2 separate regions of the Homo sapiens genome follow, and region 2 is linked to region 1. Evidence: chromatin loops called from intact Hi-C (ENCODE). Cell type or tissue: ascending aorta. All regions are shown on one strand. Each heading gives the region's core, and the rest is flanking DNA. Links, peaks and the distances in the headings are about the cores only.

Region 1 (8,293 bases), core at 294-8,293:
ATGACACTGGCCTCCTTCCTTCCCCTACAGGTTCCTGGTCACTGTGTGACTCTGGACAGGTTGCTTTTTCTCTCTGTGCCTCAGTTTCCTTGTATCTAAAATGAGGACACTGGACTCTAATTTCAAAGTTCCTTCCAGCTGTTTATTTAGTTGCCACTTCCTCCTAGTGGGTAGAACTTGTGTTTATTTAATCCTCATGACAGCTATGTTGGGCTGACATTGGAATTCTTGGACTACCATACTTGGCTGTCTGTTGTCTTCTTGGTGTCCACTTATACTGATGGTAGAGCATTTTGAATTTTACCTTTGAGTATTTCCACTTCACACACTTAGAAACACAAAAGGTCATATGCCCCAAATGTTTCTGTAAGGTTGATGACTGGAGCAACCTTGGATTTATTGGAGGGGCCAATAATCTGTAGGGGAATGACCTGTCAGGAGGCTCTTGCAGAAATCCAGGAGAGAGAAATTGGTGGCTTAGAATACAGTGGTGGTGGGAAACGAGAGGAGAGCGGAGAAGGAGAGGAGGTAAACAAAAAGGTTCAGACATACTTGGAAGGTGGAATTAACAGGATGAGGTGAGGGGTGTGTCAGTCACCTGTTGACACAATGATGCCATGTTAACAAACCACCCCAAAATGTCATGGTGTCAATTCACGGCATTTATTTCACTTATGAGTCTGCAGGTTGATGATTTAGACTGGGTTTGCTTAGATGGTTCTTCTGCTCTTGGCTGGGCTGGCTTACATTTCCAGGGGTTGGCCTGGCTGTTGGTTGATCTAGGATGGCCTCAGCTGGGGACAACTCATCTGAACCCCCTTGTCAATCATCTTCCAAAAGGCTGCCCAGGTCACGTTCTCATGGCAATCATGGAAGAGCAGAAAGTGTAAGTGAAATACACAAGCATCATGTTTGTTAACATCTCATTCGCCAAAGCAAGTCATATGGTTGAACCTTGTGAGAGGACACTCTAAGGTCAGAGTGGAAGGGCACTGTAGGTCCCATGGCCAAGGGCATGGATGCTGGGGTGAATGCTGGAGAATTGGGGCCATTCCTGCTGTCTGCCACAAGAGTGGAGGATGAGGGAGAGGAAGGCACATCCACAAACACGATCACACCACAGTGTCCTGCAATATTACTTTTCTACTTAATAACACATCAGAGATTTAATAATCCTTATCAGTTCGTGCAGATCAATTTTACTTTTTTCTAGCCATGTAGTAATGTCACAGCCAACTGTTATTATCTCCATAGTACACATGAAAAGACCGAGGTTCAGAGAGGTAAGGTATCTTGCCCAAGGCCACACAATTATAATTGAGAGGCAGACACTAGATCTATTCTTTTCCAAACCTTGGCCTCTTTGGGTCTATCACACCGACATTTCTTCCCCAGGAATCATCCTGGGGCCAGTTTGAGCGATTCCAAAAGTCAGTCACCAGTAGTAGTTACCTAAGTTTAAGAAACTATAAGAAGAGAGTTCAGACTCAAGTTCTTCTCACCTCCTGATCTCAAAATATGGAGCAAAGTTTTCCTTGCCTCTGAAAACAACTTGATGTCTTCTGTTTGGAAAGAGCAGAAAAGGCCTCAATCCAAAAGAATCATGTGGTCTGGTGGAAAGAATAATTTGTTGGGAATCACATGCCCTGGGCTCCAACTCTGCACCTCTTGCCTATGGCTGGGTGGCTTTGGTCAAATCCATCAAACACTCTGGACTTGGGTTTCCCCATCCGTCAGCTGTGGCCTCTCCTTCAAAGGAAACATAAAAAACATGCCGTAGAGCTTGTTGAAACTAGGAATAAAGTCTAACTTGCTTGCTTAGGAAAGTGTCCAGGAATGTTGGATCTGGACAGCCAGTGCAAGTCTCCCTGGGTCTCTTTGGCCTCAATTTCCTCCTCAGCAAATTGGGGGAAAAGTATCTACCCCCACAAGGGCTGGTGAGCTCATAGAGGGAGGGGCCCTGACACAGACCTGGCACCCTGCAGGTATCCAGGGAATTGTAGCAATCAGCTCAATGCTATTCTCCAGCTGGCTGTCCAGCTGTTAGGGCTGGAAGGTCCTTAGAGTGTCTCGGTCTCACTTTGCCCTTGGGGAAACTGAGGCTCAGAGTGGAGAGAACTTTGTTAGGGCCCAGAGAATTCATGACATTGCTGGGCCCCATCGGGGGATGTTGAAGAAGATGCTAACTGGAGTTTACACAATACTGTTTGCACTGCATTCTGTGCTTGGCTCTGCCATGTGAGATTTCATTTAATTCTGACAACATCCTGCGAGGTGTTTGCTATCATTTTCGCCATTTTATAGGGAAGGAAAATGAGACTTGGAGACCTCAAGTGGTTGGACATGCAATTCCTGCAGAAGGCCACCCGCAAATCTCTGGCTTTCTCTTCACTGGACAAAACCCATCAGAAGGTGACTGAGTGAGGATGATGTCATTAGAATCCACACTAAATGAAATGAAAAAGAAACTAAGTCATTCTAAAATGTCAGCACTTGAACTGTTATTGGCAACCGATAGCTTGGAACAGAGTTCACAGCCAGACGTATCAGGGTGGGCCTTGGTCATCATCTGTTTACATCAGAAATGATGCTGACATCCCCAGGGCCTCAGAGACACAAGGGGCTTAGGTCAGGTAAATTTGAGTGGAAGTTTTGTGGCAAGAGCAGGGGTCTGTGGATGGCAATGCAGGCTCTGAGATGGGCTTGCTGTGTGGCCTCAGGGGAGTCACTTGACTTCCCTGGGTCTCAATCTCATTTGTAAAATAAAAGGGTTTGGACCAGAAAATATGTAAGGTCCCTTCTGCTGCCTCATCTAAGACAGGGTATCGTATATGCTGGTTAAGAGTGGGCATTGGAATCTGGAAGACCTGGGATTAAGTCCTGATAAAAACTCTAGGCCCTAAGAGGCTTAGGAACAAACAAAGCAAACAAAAATCAACACAAAAAAAAATGGGGATGGGTGAGTAAGGGAGTAATAATATATTGGCCGAAGTGGTTGGTATTAGCTTCAGGAATGGATTGATCCAGATGCTTACACAGAACTCCCATGAGAGTATCCATTGGTTTCATTGGCTCTGACTGAACTATAGTACCTCCCAGAACCAGTCACTATGACTGAGAGAATTGTGGAAGCAACTAACCTAAGGCAATTATGACCCACATATTCTGTGTGGGTGAGATTAGAACAGGTCTTTCTGAAGGGATATAATGATACCCTCGGCTGAAGAAGAGGTGGATGGATGCTAGGGAGGTAAAAACATTCACTGCAGTGAGTGGTGGTCTGTCTGAGACTTCATTTTTCCATATGTAAAGTGGGGATAATTCTTACATTTGCCTTTTTATGGCTCACTTAAAATCAACTTACTCCTCCCAATTTTCCTGTCTCCTTGTAATTAGGCAGAGGGCATGTGACTTCCCAGCAAAGGGTGGTGCATGCATGATCAGGTGTGAGTTCTTTCTGCATTCTCTTCCCTCTATAGTGAACAGGATGCCGAGATAGTATTGAGATAGTAGAGCCATGAGATGGACTCAGATTGGATCACTGAGTCACAGCATGGAGCACAGCTACCCTGGAGAGTGACCAGGCTTCCATTAGACTTTGTTTGAGCAAGAAATGAACCTTTTTGTAGTAAGCCACTGAGGTGTTCAGACATACTTGTTATTAAGCATAGCCTAAGCTACCCCAGCTAAACCTTTATGTGACTTTCTTTGTTCATGGATGTCTTTCCATGCCTGACATGTAGACCTAGCTCATTCTTTTACATATCTGCATAATATTCCATAGTATGGTGACACCTTGACTTATTTAACCAGTCCCCTTTACATCATTCTTGCATTATTGGCAGATTTCATTATGACAAACAATGGTGTATAAACAATACCATTGTATTCTTATACTTCCTCATACATCTTTGTGCACGTTGAGTTTGTGCCAGTAGTATTGCTTGGTCAGGAGCGTGCACATTTAATACTGGTTTTTACTCCCACTAATAATTTTTGAGACAGCCTGTTTGCTCTACCTTTGTTAATGAAGAATATTATTGATGTTTCCATTTTTATCAGTGTGATAGACAGAACAGGGTGTCTTATGTTAATTTGGGTTTCATAGCAAGTTTTTGGTCAGGTTGGATTTTTCAGACATCCTGCCAGCTTCACCCTACTTGTTCCAGAGAAAAAGACTGGGCTGACACTGCAAAGAGAAAGAGAGAGATACATACAGGTGACAAGATGATGAGGCAGAGACTGGGAAGAGAGAGAGAGAGAGAGAGAGAGAGAGAGAGAGAGAGAGAGAGAGAGAAAGAAAGGAAGGCACCCAGTCCCCTGTTTCTCTCCAGATTCACACACCAGCCCCCTGTCAGTCTTACTCAAGCAGGGCTCAGATCCTGAAGTGGGACCCCCATCACCTCTGTGGCCAATAGCGGGGGGGCCAGCCAACATCTGGGTTTGCACTGGGACAGGGGAGGGTTGTTGGCTCAGTTCCTCTTGGCCTGAAGCCACGAGCCTAGCTTGTTTGTATAGTCCTTCAGGCTTCTTCTCCATATCTTGGTGTTTTTGGCTCTAAGCTAGCTCCCTCCCAGCCAGGGGAGGAGATAATTCCACTCGATCTGGGCCTCTGAGGCACTGGGAAGGACGTCAGGAAATAGCAGGAGCATTACGCACCTCTCTACCCTCCACCGTCCAATCTCATTTTCATAATGTGTGGAAAAGGAACGGGGTTGCAGAGGGAGGCTTGAACACTTGGAGTTGCTTCCTGTTTTCTCTCGAATCAGTCCTTTTCCCCAAGACGCCGCTGCTGGGCCTGTTGAACCCTGCCTTCTGGTAGGTGTGTGCGTCGCATGTCTATGCATGCCCATGCAGATGTGTGTGTGTACATGTGGGTTACGTACTCAACGAGCCAATCAACAAACAGACCTAGGAGAACCCTGGAGAGGGACTCCTTCTTTCCTTGAACATGCTCTTTACTCTTGCAACCTCCCAAGAAAGAAAAAAAGGAGTTAGCTTACGTGCCTCTTCTTCCAAAGGTCAGTCACCAATAGTAGTTTCCTAAGGTGTCTGGGTAAAGCCTTCCCAGATGCCACAGGGACCTTCTTTGTCATATTCACATCTACACCTACCATGTTGAGTCCAAGACTCAGTACATAGTAAGAATGAATCCATTAATCAGGGCTAACACTTTAATTATAGAACAGAGAACAATATGGTCCAGAGAGGACAAGGACTTGCCCCAAATCATGGAGTATGTCAACGGCAAGGCAAAAAAGTGGAACCCAATGTTCCTGACACTTAGTACAGTTTTATTTTATGTCATTATGCAAGATGCTCAAAGAAACTGACTATTACTGATCTCTGACTTTATAGTTTTAACTTCTTTGGAACAACCTATGAAGGAGGAATATTCGCCATGTTACTGATGGAGAAACAGGTTCAGGGAGGTTTGAGCTGGCTCCAGGTGGAGGACCCAGAATTTGTCTTGAAGTGGCTTCTTCCAAAGCTTGATGCCTGTGTTCGGTAGCACACAGAGGGCTGGTGGGGGCAGAGCCTTACCCAGCCTTGATCAGAACCTCTGAATAGGACTCTCTCACTGTTTAGGGTCTTTTAGAGAAAGAGATCAATGGCGTTCAACTGAAGCAGACTTAAAATCTACTCCTTTGGGAAGTTTTCTCTTAAGTGCAGTCTACTTTTTTCCAGAGCTCACAGAAAGTCCTCGTGCTGATCCTGGGAGAGCAACCAGCCCATGGGGGTCTGGACAGTGAAAAGCCCTTTCTGTCTAGGTATCAACAACAATTTCCAGTAGAGCCCTGGTGGGGCTGATGTGGCCCCATTGTTGGAAAACAGGGGAAATGTGAAGAGGATCACAGAGTTACTGGTGGCTTGAAGTGTGGGGCACCCATTGCAGCCACCTTGAGGACCAAACCTGCTCTGAATCTCCCATTCTCGCATCCTTCCTGTGTGACACCCACATCCATGCACACATACACAATGGGCACACACACAGCCACTCACACGCGCATGCCCTCTCCCATATCTGTGCACACACGTGAATATACACACACCCCTAAGTTCCTACAGTAGACTGGAAGACTTTGGAATCTGAAACCTTGTCTTCACCTCTCTGTGGGGTTGCTTGGTGACCTCACCAATACCCAGCTGCTTTCATCTATAAAAGGGGGTAAAATTCCCAGGGATGAGTTGAGGATACAGTGTAATATGCCCGTCTGCTCCTTAGTATTTGCTGAAGTCATTATGTGACCGTGTTGCTCTGGGCTGCTGCCCCACCTCTCGCTTTCCTCAGTAGAGCCTACTGCATCCCTTTCTCTTAGGACAGTTGCCTAGTGCACATTCCTCCAGGTGACATCTGATTGGTTCAGTTACTTCTTTCCACCTGTAAGTCCCTGGCTAATGAGTGGTTTGCACTAGGGCACACAACCATTGCTTTGTCCAATCAGTGTGTTCAGGGCCAGGACACATGATCCACCCAGACAAAGGCTACTTAGGGAAGTAGGGGTGGTGGGTAGTCTGGCACCCTGAAACAAGCCTGGGGCAGCCAGTGAGAGGTGGGATTTCAAACCCTGCTCTGTCTCCTGCTAGCTGGGTGCCTTTGGACAAGTCCCTGGCATGAAGCTGTTTTGTCATTGGCAACGTATGATGATAATAAGGACAGCACTGTTTTCCAGCACCACTGTGCACATCCAGCTGCATAATTTAATCCAGACTGCCGGCACAGGGCCTGGCACCAGATACATTTTCAGTCCATGTGGATTCCTTTCATCTCCTGAGTTCAGGCTTTGAGTAGTTTGAGCATCCTCCTCTCTATCCTTTACCCAAGACAACCACCCGCCATGGACAACAGTTTGAACCAAGAGGGTTCATCTAATTTTAAGCCCTAGTGTGTCACCAATTTATTTTGGTCCATGAACTATTGCTCGCACCTGTTGGCATCTTGGAATGCAAACTCCTTCTAATTTTAAGCACCAGCAGGGGCAGGTCTAATTTTGGGTGGCCCTTGTGCCGGGGGCTCCCAAGGGAATTCAAGCTCTGTTGTTTGGAGCACCTGGGGTGAAGTGGGTGCCTTCCAGAATAGATTAGGGTTGTGATATGTTCAAGAGGGACCCACACAGTTTGTATCCACACAACATTAACTACAATTTTCTTCAGGACTTTTATTGTGGCAGGTCTTGTTCCAAGTCAAGTGCTTTTCATGTATTATTGGATTACTTTTACTTTGAAGTGTAAATCAGCCAACACGGAGTGCTTACTATGTGCTAGGAGCTGGAGATGCAAAAATGAATCTGACATAGTCCCACCTGCAGAGAACTCATGATCTAGTGCTCACAGGCACGTAAAAAAAAAAAAAAACAGTTATAGTGCAGTGAGATCAGAGAGCCGTACAGTGCCTGGCACCCAGCTGCCTTTGAGGGAATGTCCAGCAAATGAATGGAAGCAATGTTTGTGATAGAGACAAGATAAAGTTGCTGCAAGAAAGCAAATTCCCATTCTCCTTGGGAGATTAGCAGAAGGTTTCACAGAGGAAATTATACTCTGAGCTAAGTCTTGAAGAAGATAAAGTGTTTCTCCAGGTGGAGAAGGGAGGAGGATGTGGCATGTATTTTAGTGCTTCACCCACATTGCTCTCAGCACAAAATGTTTCTATGTGCACCTGGCCCATTCCAATGGCCAACACCAAATGCTCTTTGTCTGAGGGTTTTTCTGGTCACCAGAGTTTGTTTGGTCCTTGTGAGTGGTAGGCAGAGAGAGGCTGGGAATTAACACTCCCAGGAAGCCCTCAACTGCTAACAGATGGAGTTGTTGTATCAATACCCCAGCTCCCTCCCCACTCAGGTGGAATAACATTGAGATGTATATTCTGCAGAATCTCCCAATGTTCCCCAGTGGAATTGAGCCCTAGTTGCCCATGGTGGTAATTGCCATAGATAATGCATCCTGTATGGCTGGCTTCTTCCTTATCTCCTTTTCCCACTCTTCAGCAAGGGCTTTCTGCACATTCCGAGTAAACTGCTGTTCATCTGGGGGCCAGCTTTTGGGAAAATCCAAATCAAGACAGTGAAAGAAGCATGGATCACCAACGTGACACATTCCTGAAATGTGATGAGTGATATATTGTCAATGATTAGGCTAGGTATCCATCATCACTGGCCATTCCCATTCTGATCTGGTTTGCAACCAGCCCACTGGGGAACATCATCAAATCTTATTTTGCAGGTAAAGACTCCAAAGCTCAGAAGAGTAAGTTGACTTGCTCAGAAACACAGAGCCAGTGGTTGTGTGGTGCAGA
Region 2 (8,292 bases), core at 1-8,000, 53 kb after region 1:
GACCTCTCTATGAGCTTGTTTCCTCGTTTGGCAGATGGACATGGTGCCTTATATGCAAAAGACAGCAAGCTTTCCATTTACACAGACCAGGACTTCTCAGACAGGCACACACGCCGATTGCTGGGGAATTTGTTAAATGCTAGCTCTGACACAGTAGGTCTGGGGCAGTGCCTGGGGTTCTGCATTTCAAACAAGTGCCTGGGGACACCGAGGCTCCAAGTTTGGGGACCGCATCTTGAGTAGTTGAGGCTTAGCCTAGATCAGTGGTTGGCAAACTTCAGCCCGTGGGCCTGCCATCTTCTTTTGTACATCAAGTTCTATTGGAACATGGCCACACGCTTATTTACATATTGTCTGCGACGTTTTTCGTGTTACAGTGAGAGAGTTGGGCAGTTGTGACAGAGGCCGTGTGGCATGTAAAGCTGAACATATTTACTATCTGGCCCTTTACAGCATGAGTTTGCCAACCCCTGAAGCGATGTTGAAAGAATGAAACAAGAAGACGGATTTGAGGCCACTTGGCCCAGAAAAAGGGCTGGGTTCACAGCCCTGGTCGCGGAGCTGACTCAGTAGGCATCTATGTCTTCCTCAACCAGGAAGGTCCCTTTTCTAACACTGAGCACGGGAGATGGAGGACAGGCTGGGGAAGAAGTGACAGAAATAAAAAGGTGCAAGAGAAAGTCACTCTGGAAATCCCTCCCCTTCCTGGGTCTTGCTTCACCCTCCCTGCCTCAGCCTCTGCTGGATGTGCCTGGTGAAATTGGGGGCTCTGGGTTCCCCAAGGAGTTGGCACAGCCCCTAAGGCTTCTTGCAGCCTCCCCCAGCCTCCCTGGAAACCCCTCAACCTCTGACGACGAGGCCCAGCAGTCGCCCTTGCCGTCCCTGCACATGGAAGCTCATCAGAGGAGCACCACCGGGGTGCATCCAATTCCGCCGGATCCTCATCAAAATGAGAAATCTGCGGTCTGGGCAGCCATGGAGCGCTGATAACACTCTTGCAGGTGAACCTCCTCACTTATCACTGCCGGAGTCACCTCTGTCTCAAAAGATTTGTTTTCCCTAAAAAAAAAAAATCTCTTGGATGTGTGATGGGCTTGGCTGTGATTAAAAAAAAAAGAAAAGAAAGAAAGAAAAGAAGAAGAGCTAGAGGAACATTTTATTTTTCCAGAAGCAGGAGTTCTGCACCCTTACCTTCCTGCCCCCTCCTGCGCAGGGGCTGCACATCTCACCTCCTCCCCAGCTCCTGCCTGCCAAGACCAGGAACCAGGAGGAACAGGGAAAAACGTGGAATCATTTAGATCTGGTTTTCTTTCCACATGGCAACAGTTGCCACACAAAAGAGATCCCAGCCCAGACTCAGCCTGGTTTTGTTTGGCCAACAAAGCCAGTGTTTGTTCAGGAATCAATAGCGAGGGTGATGAGATGGAACAGTGACGAGGGGTGTCCGCAAGCCCGGTCCCCTGTGCCCTGGCCCTCCTGGCCAGGCTGTCCTCTGGATCCTCTCTGCCTCTGAGCCCAGCTCGTCTCTCTTGCAGTCTTGGCTTCTGGGTCGTCTCTGTCCCCCTGGGTTTCTTTCCCTCTGTCTCCCTGTCTGTCTCTCTCCCTCTTTCTGTTTCTGTCCTTTGTCCCTGTGCATGGCCCTCTCCATCTGTCCCCTCTATACCCTTCCCCTTTCCAACTCATTCTCTCCCTCTTCCACCTGTGGGTTTCTACCTGCATATCTCTCTCTCTCTCCCTCTTTCTCCTTGTCTCTGTCCCTGTCTCTCCTGTGACATTTGTCTCTTCCTTCTGCGTCTCTGTCTTTCTCAACATTTCTGTCTTGTGTTGGTCCCTGTGTGTGTCTCCTTCAATGTGTCTCCTTCTCCCTGCTTTCTGCCCCTGCATCTCTGCCTCAACATCCCCACTCAATTAGAAGAAGCCATCTTGGCCATCAGCTTCTGGGCCCTGTACACACCAGTGTGAACTTTCTCTTCAATGTTCTGGGTCCTGGCTTGTGCACTGATGGGTCAGAGGAATGGCTTAAGGTTTCAGAGCTGCTCACATCACGACACACCTCCCCCAGCTCCTCCAAGGACTCTGCTTGAGGAAGAGGCAAGTGTGACAAATGAGACCAGAAGCCCTGGGAGTCAGCGTGGTTCCCAGGGCTGGGAGGAGAGACTCAGAGTTAAACAATGCCTGCTGCATAGCAGGCATTCCAACCTCATTCTCCAGGAGCTCACAGTCCTACAGAGTACACCCATCCCCAAATATCAACCACCCAGGCAAGGTGGCCAGGACCCTGATTGCTGAGGGCAGACCGGTTTTAAGCCAGACTTGAGCCAGAGCAGGGTTCAAATACTGTTGGTGCCACTTACTAACTGGGTAACCCTGGGCAAGTCACTTAACCTCTGAGTCTCAATGTCCTCATCGGCAAATAGAGGTAATGGCGACACCTGCCTCGTGGGTCAATGTGAGGATCAAATTATTTAAATTATGTAAGGCACTTAGAACAATGACTGGCACATAGTAGGCATTCCAGTAATATTAGCTTTTATTATTACTATGAGAATCATAAGACAAATGAACTACTATTATACTTCCTACCTGGGTTCGGGGGAAAGGATATTTTGGTTGGGGTTTTGAGGAATGAGTAGGAGTTTGTCAAGCTTACAGAGGAACTTCCTTCCAAGGTTGGTGGTACAACATGAGTCAATGTCATTTTATAGATGAGAAAATAGAAGTCCAGAGAGGGGAAGTGGACCTTAGTCATAATTACAAATCCCAAAGAAGAGTGTGGCAAACCTATAGGTTTATGTCAATGGTCACTCTGATCCTGGCCCTGCGACCTCAGGAACAAAAGGGTTAATGGATTGTTTCATTCTTGTGGGAACACAATGGTCTCTGCTTCTCTTGCTTCTATTCAATGTGTCCCTGTTCCCTAAGCTGTGAGCACAGAGTCAGCCATCCCAAAGACTGGGATAAGGATGGACCTGGAGTTGCAGGGACAGCCAGCCACTGGCAAATCTACACAGCCCTTTCTCCAACTGAAGCATTCTTGGCCCGAAAGCAGCTTGCAGATGCTGGAAGAAATGAGGAAAATGTTCCTCGGATCAGCTGATTGGTATTTAGATCTCTCCAGATCCAAAAGTCGCAGCCTCTTGGCAGCCCAAGTGACTCCGAGATGCTGCCAGTTTGCTTGGTCTTTGAGGCTTCTTGGAAGAGTTGGTAGTTTTCTATTTTCTTTCTTTCTTTTTTTGCTTTCTTTTTTCAGTCTTTGAGGCTGCTTGGAGAAAGCTGGTAGCTTCCTATATTCTTTTTACGTTTTTTAAAAAATCTTCTGTTCTTTCCTTTCCATTATTTCCATGCAATGAGGAAAGCTCAGGTAGTAGGAAATGGCTTTTTCGTTCTCTTTCAGCGTAGGGTACCCTCTTCAACCCTTGAGGTCTGTCCACACTCCCTTATGTCAGAGAGACTCTGTGGCGTTGAGAAAGACCACACTGCCTGGGTTCAGATCCTTAGTAATGATTGTGGCAGGCAGGTTCTGATGTGGCTGTCAATGGTCCCACGTGCTGGTATTCACATCATGGTATTCCCTCCCTTTAACTGTGAGCTGGACCTGGTGACTTCCTCCTAAAGAATAGAATACTGCATAAGTGCTGACATGTTAATTCCGAGATTAAGCTAAAAAAGACCATGAATTCCTTCTTGTTCTCTCTGTCTCTGCCTCTGTCTCTCTCTCTCTGTCACCTGCACACTTGGAAGAAGGAAGCTGCTACATTGGAGATGCCTGTGTGACCAGGAACTGTCCCAGTTCCTGCAGGACCCTCAGTCCTACAATCTGCAAGAAATCGAATTCTGCCAGCAAGCAAGTGAGTGAGTTTAAGTCATGTCCTGTTCCAGCCAAGCCTATTAGGATGATACTGCAGCCCCAGACCTTAATGGTAGACTCTGAGAGACCCTAAAACAGAGGAGCCAGGTAAACCTCGATGGCTGACCTACAGAAATCATGAGATACCCGTGCTGTTGTTTCAAGCATCTCTGCTTTGAGGTAATTTGTTACTTGGCATAGATAGTGAATACAGTGACCTTGGGGGAAGTGAGTTCTACCTCCCCATCTGTAAAGTGGGTGCAATGATGTCTGAAAAGTCAGCAGGAAATAGGTGCGGGGTCTGGTGCCCAGGAAGAGTTCAACACAAGAATATTTTATGTCTTAGTTAACAAATATTTCCTAGACCAACCCTGGGTCCTGTGTCAGGTGCTGGGGGCTTGGGGGATGACACAACAATGGTAGCCCTGCCCACATGGACTCAAAGTCCAGTGCAAGGGAGTCATGCAAAATTAAGTAGGAAGTTTCATGAGTTCCTGAGAGCAAATGCCAGGGAGACCTGGCCAAGGCAGGAAGGGCTTCCAGAACAAATGGTTTACATGGAAACTGAAAACGATAAGCTGCTTTTAAATGGCTGGAGAGCCAGCCATAAGCCAGTCCTGCACCCAGGATGTGTGCTGTCTAAATATGGGCTTCCCTAAAACAGACCCCAAGACAGGGATGTGAAGGCAAGTGGCATTTTAGGGGGATAATCCAGGAAGCACTGGTGGGGAAGGAAGGGAGTGAGACAGAGAAGGGAAAGAGCCTATCCAGGGTGCACTAATGAGCAGGTTATCACGTTGAGCAGCTGGAACTCAATCCCACTGGGGAAGTCTGAGAACCAGTGTAAAACACACACCTCAGTTATCTACCCAGGGAGCGAGGGAGCTGAGATATTTATCCTCCAACTCCTGTCCATCACTGGAAGGGTGCTTTTGGAGCATTAACTCCTGGTGCTTCTGACCTTGCCCTCATGCACATCATCTGAGCAAAAGTGCTGGTAGGGAGTTGCAGGTGCTTGCTGTCATGTGCATTCAGCATGCACTGGGATGGTAAGTTTGGGGTATATGCCCACAGAGGCACTGTTTGCATCTGTACCACGTGCAAATCCACAGCAGGGTGAGATGAACAGAACCTCTACTCTGACAATGATAAGCTTTAGCATGATTCCTCCCTGCAGGCTCAGCCCTTCCCAGAGTCCCCACGCCACCTTGGACAGGCATTAAAGGTCATTCCTCAGCTCCTTCCCACAGCCTGACCTTGGCCTCCAATCCTCTCAGAGCCTTGGTCTGACCACAGGACTCTTGTTTACTACCAGAGCTTGTCCCTATTTTGCCCCCCATCCCCATCACTGATGGTTATCTTGGTTACCTGCCTGATGCCTCTTACACTGGGCCCCACATGACACCCCTGGAAATCCCCTCCAGAGTGTTTTCAACCAGATCCAGGATCCTGAACTTCAAAGTATCATCCAGATTCATATCCTGTCATCACCAGGATACATTATCCAAGTACCCTTAGGAGCCTCTCACCTCTCTGAGCCTCCCTGTTTACCCAGAACTGAGGATGGTGAGAGGACCAACGAGCTCATTCCCTTCTAGAATCAATCTTTAACACCAAACTGTGCAGCACTTCATGGATGCCATAGGTACAGCATGGACCAGAGTAGAAATGGGCACTGCCTCATGGAGCTCAGGTCCAGTGGGATGATGGTGAATGGGTCCAGAAAGCTGTGAGCACCAGAGACAGAGTCCACTCCAGCTTGCTGAAGCACACAGGGAACTTGCTGAGGCTGGTCACTGGGAAAGACCCCTGGGAGTGGCCCCACGGAACTACAGGAAAAGCTGCAGACCCAGGCTCCCCACAGTCTCTGCTTATCTGTTCCCCATCACTGCTCATCTCCACTTGGCATCCCTCTGCAGACCAGCTCACTCCAGGTGGTGGGAGCTCCAGGTTGTGGGATCTCCAGGTGGTGGGATGGTGGCTGCTCAGGCTTCCAACATCACATTCTTTCAGCTCAGCACCCTGTCTGAGTCTTCCATGGCTGTATAACTAACCACCCCAAAGTGGAGTGTCTTAAACTACACCGTTTATTTTGTTCATAAATCTGCAATTGGGCAGAACCCAGTGGGACAGCTTGTGTCAGCTCCATGTGACATCAGCTTCAGGGACTCAAAGGCTGGGGGGTTGGAATCACCAAAAGCTCATTTATTCACATGTCTGACAGTTCATGCTGCCTATTGGATGGAATCTCAGAGGGCGCTATCAGCTGGAACACTGAACATTGGCCTTCCCACGTGGCTGGAGCTTCCTTACAACATGGCGACGAGTTCCAACAGTGAGCGTGCTGAGGCAGAGCCCGGTGAAAGCTTCACTGCCTTTTGTAACCTAGCCTTAGAGCTCATGCAGAGTCCCTTCCACCACCCTGCCTCTATTCACTGAGGCAGTCACAAAGACTGTCCATATTCAAGGGGTAGGGGACTGGATTCCACCGTTTGTAGGGAGCAGTGCCAAAGAATTTGCGGACATGTTTCAAAACATACAGCCCCTGCTCTGTGGACACTGATTATCCTTGTTCTGGTCCCATGTATACTCTGTGGGCTACTCCTTTTTACTGGGGGATGGGAGGTTGGGATTTTTCAGTCCTGAGTCAAACCTCCCTTCCTGGGGCCAGTGTGAATATATGGGGAGAAGGCTGAGACTGTGAACTCACAGCCAGACCAGAACTGTGTACAATGAGAGACTGAGGTTTCTCCAAACAAGGGACGGCAGGCAGACAAAAACATATGTCCTTTCTGAATAATAAATAAATAAACACACAAGTACATAATGATCCACGGTGAAAAGTGCTCTGTTGGCAAAAGACAGGATGCTTGTAAGAGTGACTCAGGTGGGGTGGGCAGTGGAGATGGAGCCTTGGACTGAGTAATCAGGGACTATCTTCAGAGGAGGTGATTTATACCGAGGCTTGAAGAGTGAGAAGGGATCAGCCGGGGGAAAGACTGGGCTTCAGGCAGAGTTTAACCCACGCAGAGGCCCTGAGATGTGAAAGCGTGGCATATTCAAAGACTTAAGTGGCCACGTGGCTGGAGCAGCCTGAAGAAATTGGGGCATGGCAGAGATGAGGCTTGACCACACAGTGTCTTGAAGGCCATGATAAGAGTTGGGATTTAAGCCTGTGAGCAAAAAGCAAGACCCAATTTAAGTTTACACGTATTGTACCCCAAATGCCTGGCATGGAGTTATTTTACATGTGCACATTTTTAAAATCTGTTAGTTCTTTTCCCCACTATTTTTTTTTTTTGAGATGGAGTCTCGCTCTGTCGCCAGACTGTTGTGCAGTGGCGCAGTCTCCACTCACTGCAACCTCCGCCTCTGGGGTTCAAGCAATTCTTCTGCCTCAGCCTCCCCAGTAGCTGGGACCACCGGCGCGCACCACCATGCCCAGCTAATTTTTTTTTGTATTTTTAGTAGAGACAGGGTTTCACCATGTTGGCCTGGATGCTCTCGATCTCCTGACTTCATGATCTGCCCACCTCAGCCTCCCAAAGTATTGGGATTACAGGTGTGAGCCACCGCACTCAGCCCCTTTCCCCATTTTTTTGGGTCCTTCATCCTTCCAAAATCACTACCAGCTTGGTGATCTTTGCCCCCATCTGGTACACCCCCTTAATCTTTCCCTCAACTGCCTTTTACCCCAGCTTCCTGCAGCTGCTCTGCCCACTCTGTTGGGGCAAATATCGCCAGCTTCAACTCCCTGCTCCATCCACCATAAGCCACCAGGGCATGCCCCGTTGAGCCTGAGACATGCGTGATGTCAACAAATGGCAGCGTGAAGGTGACATTTTCTTCACCCAGCCACCACCTGTGCTGCCAGCCCATCCATCGCTCCTCAGTGCACCCAATCCATCCAATTTAAATAAACAAATCCCCCAAACAGGGCCCAGTAATGGAAACGCTGACAGACCCTTATCTACGGCATCTCTGGGTGTACACAGGTCTATAATGATTTGGGCCTCACTGAGGCGGAGGAGTTATTGCAATTGTGCCACACCTATGACAGTTTAATCAGATCTTGAAAATCAGGGGCATTACATCGTGCACCTGCTCATGAGGACAAAAAGGGAAAAAAATGGCTGGTAGAGTTTTCTATCATGGGCTCTTTTTTTTTCCTTTTTTAATACCCAAGTAGGACTTTCAGAGTACATAATTCATTGCATGTGTGTGGGGGAGGGTAGGCAGCGGGGGATGTGGGAAGTAGAATTACACTGAGTGGTGACTAGAGAAGAATGAGGGAAGATGTCCACAAAGGGGCTTATTTTGTCTACACAGGCTATATCTTGAAGGATGTGACCATGTCTGGGCAGTGGAGAAAAACAGACCTGGGTTCAAGACCTGCATCCTTCTCTCCTTTTCTTTCCTTCCCTCCCTTCTTCCTATGAATATTA

Evidence for each region. A loop is a pair of places that touch in the nucleus more often than their neighbours do. Peaks named below come from ENCODE experiments on the same cell type or tissue, not always from the same donor. Only the 100,000 strongest peaks of a DNase experiment are listed, where the experiment ranks them.
Region 2: it touches region 1 in a loop (4-fold over the local background); 7 of 110 quality-filtered maps call a loop at or near these places.

Annotation. Positions count from the first base shown.
Region 1 is chr22:27,508,873-27,517,165 of GRCh38, reverse strand. It overlaps LOC105372981 (a long non-coding RNA gene), which reads left to right. Exons shown (of 6, transcript XR_938124.2): 2 at 8,221-8,293. Among named protein-coding and RNA genes, the nearest start is that of CPMER, 200 kb to the left of the region's middle. In ascending aorta, for the core only: no CTCF peak of the experiment used is centred there; DNase peaks (open chromatin) are centred at 1,725, 1,955 and 4,465; H3K27ac peaks cover 3,161 bases.
Region 2 is chr22:27,455,510-27,463,801 of GRCh38, reverse strand. No RefSeq gene overlaps it. Among named protein-coding and RNA genes, the nearest start is that of LINC02554, 150 kb to the right of the region's middle. RefSeq lists an enhancer at 1,667-2,441. In ascending aorta, for the core only: no CTCF peak of the experiment used is centred there; DNase peaks (open chromatin) are centred at 2,121 and 3,061; H3K27ac peaks cover 2,647 bases.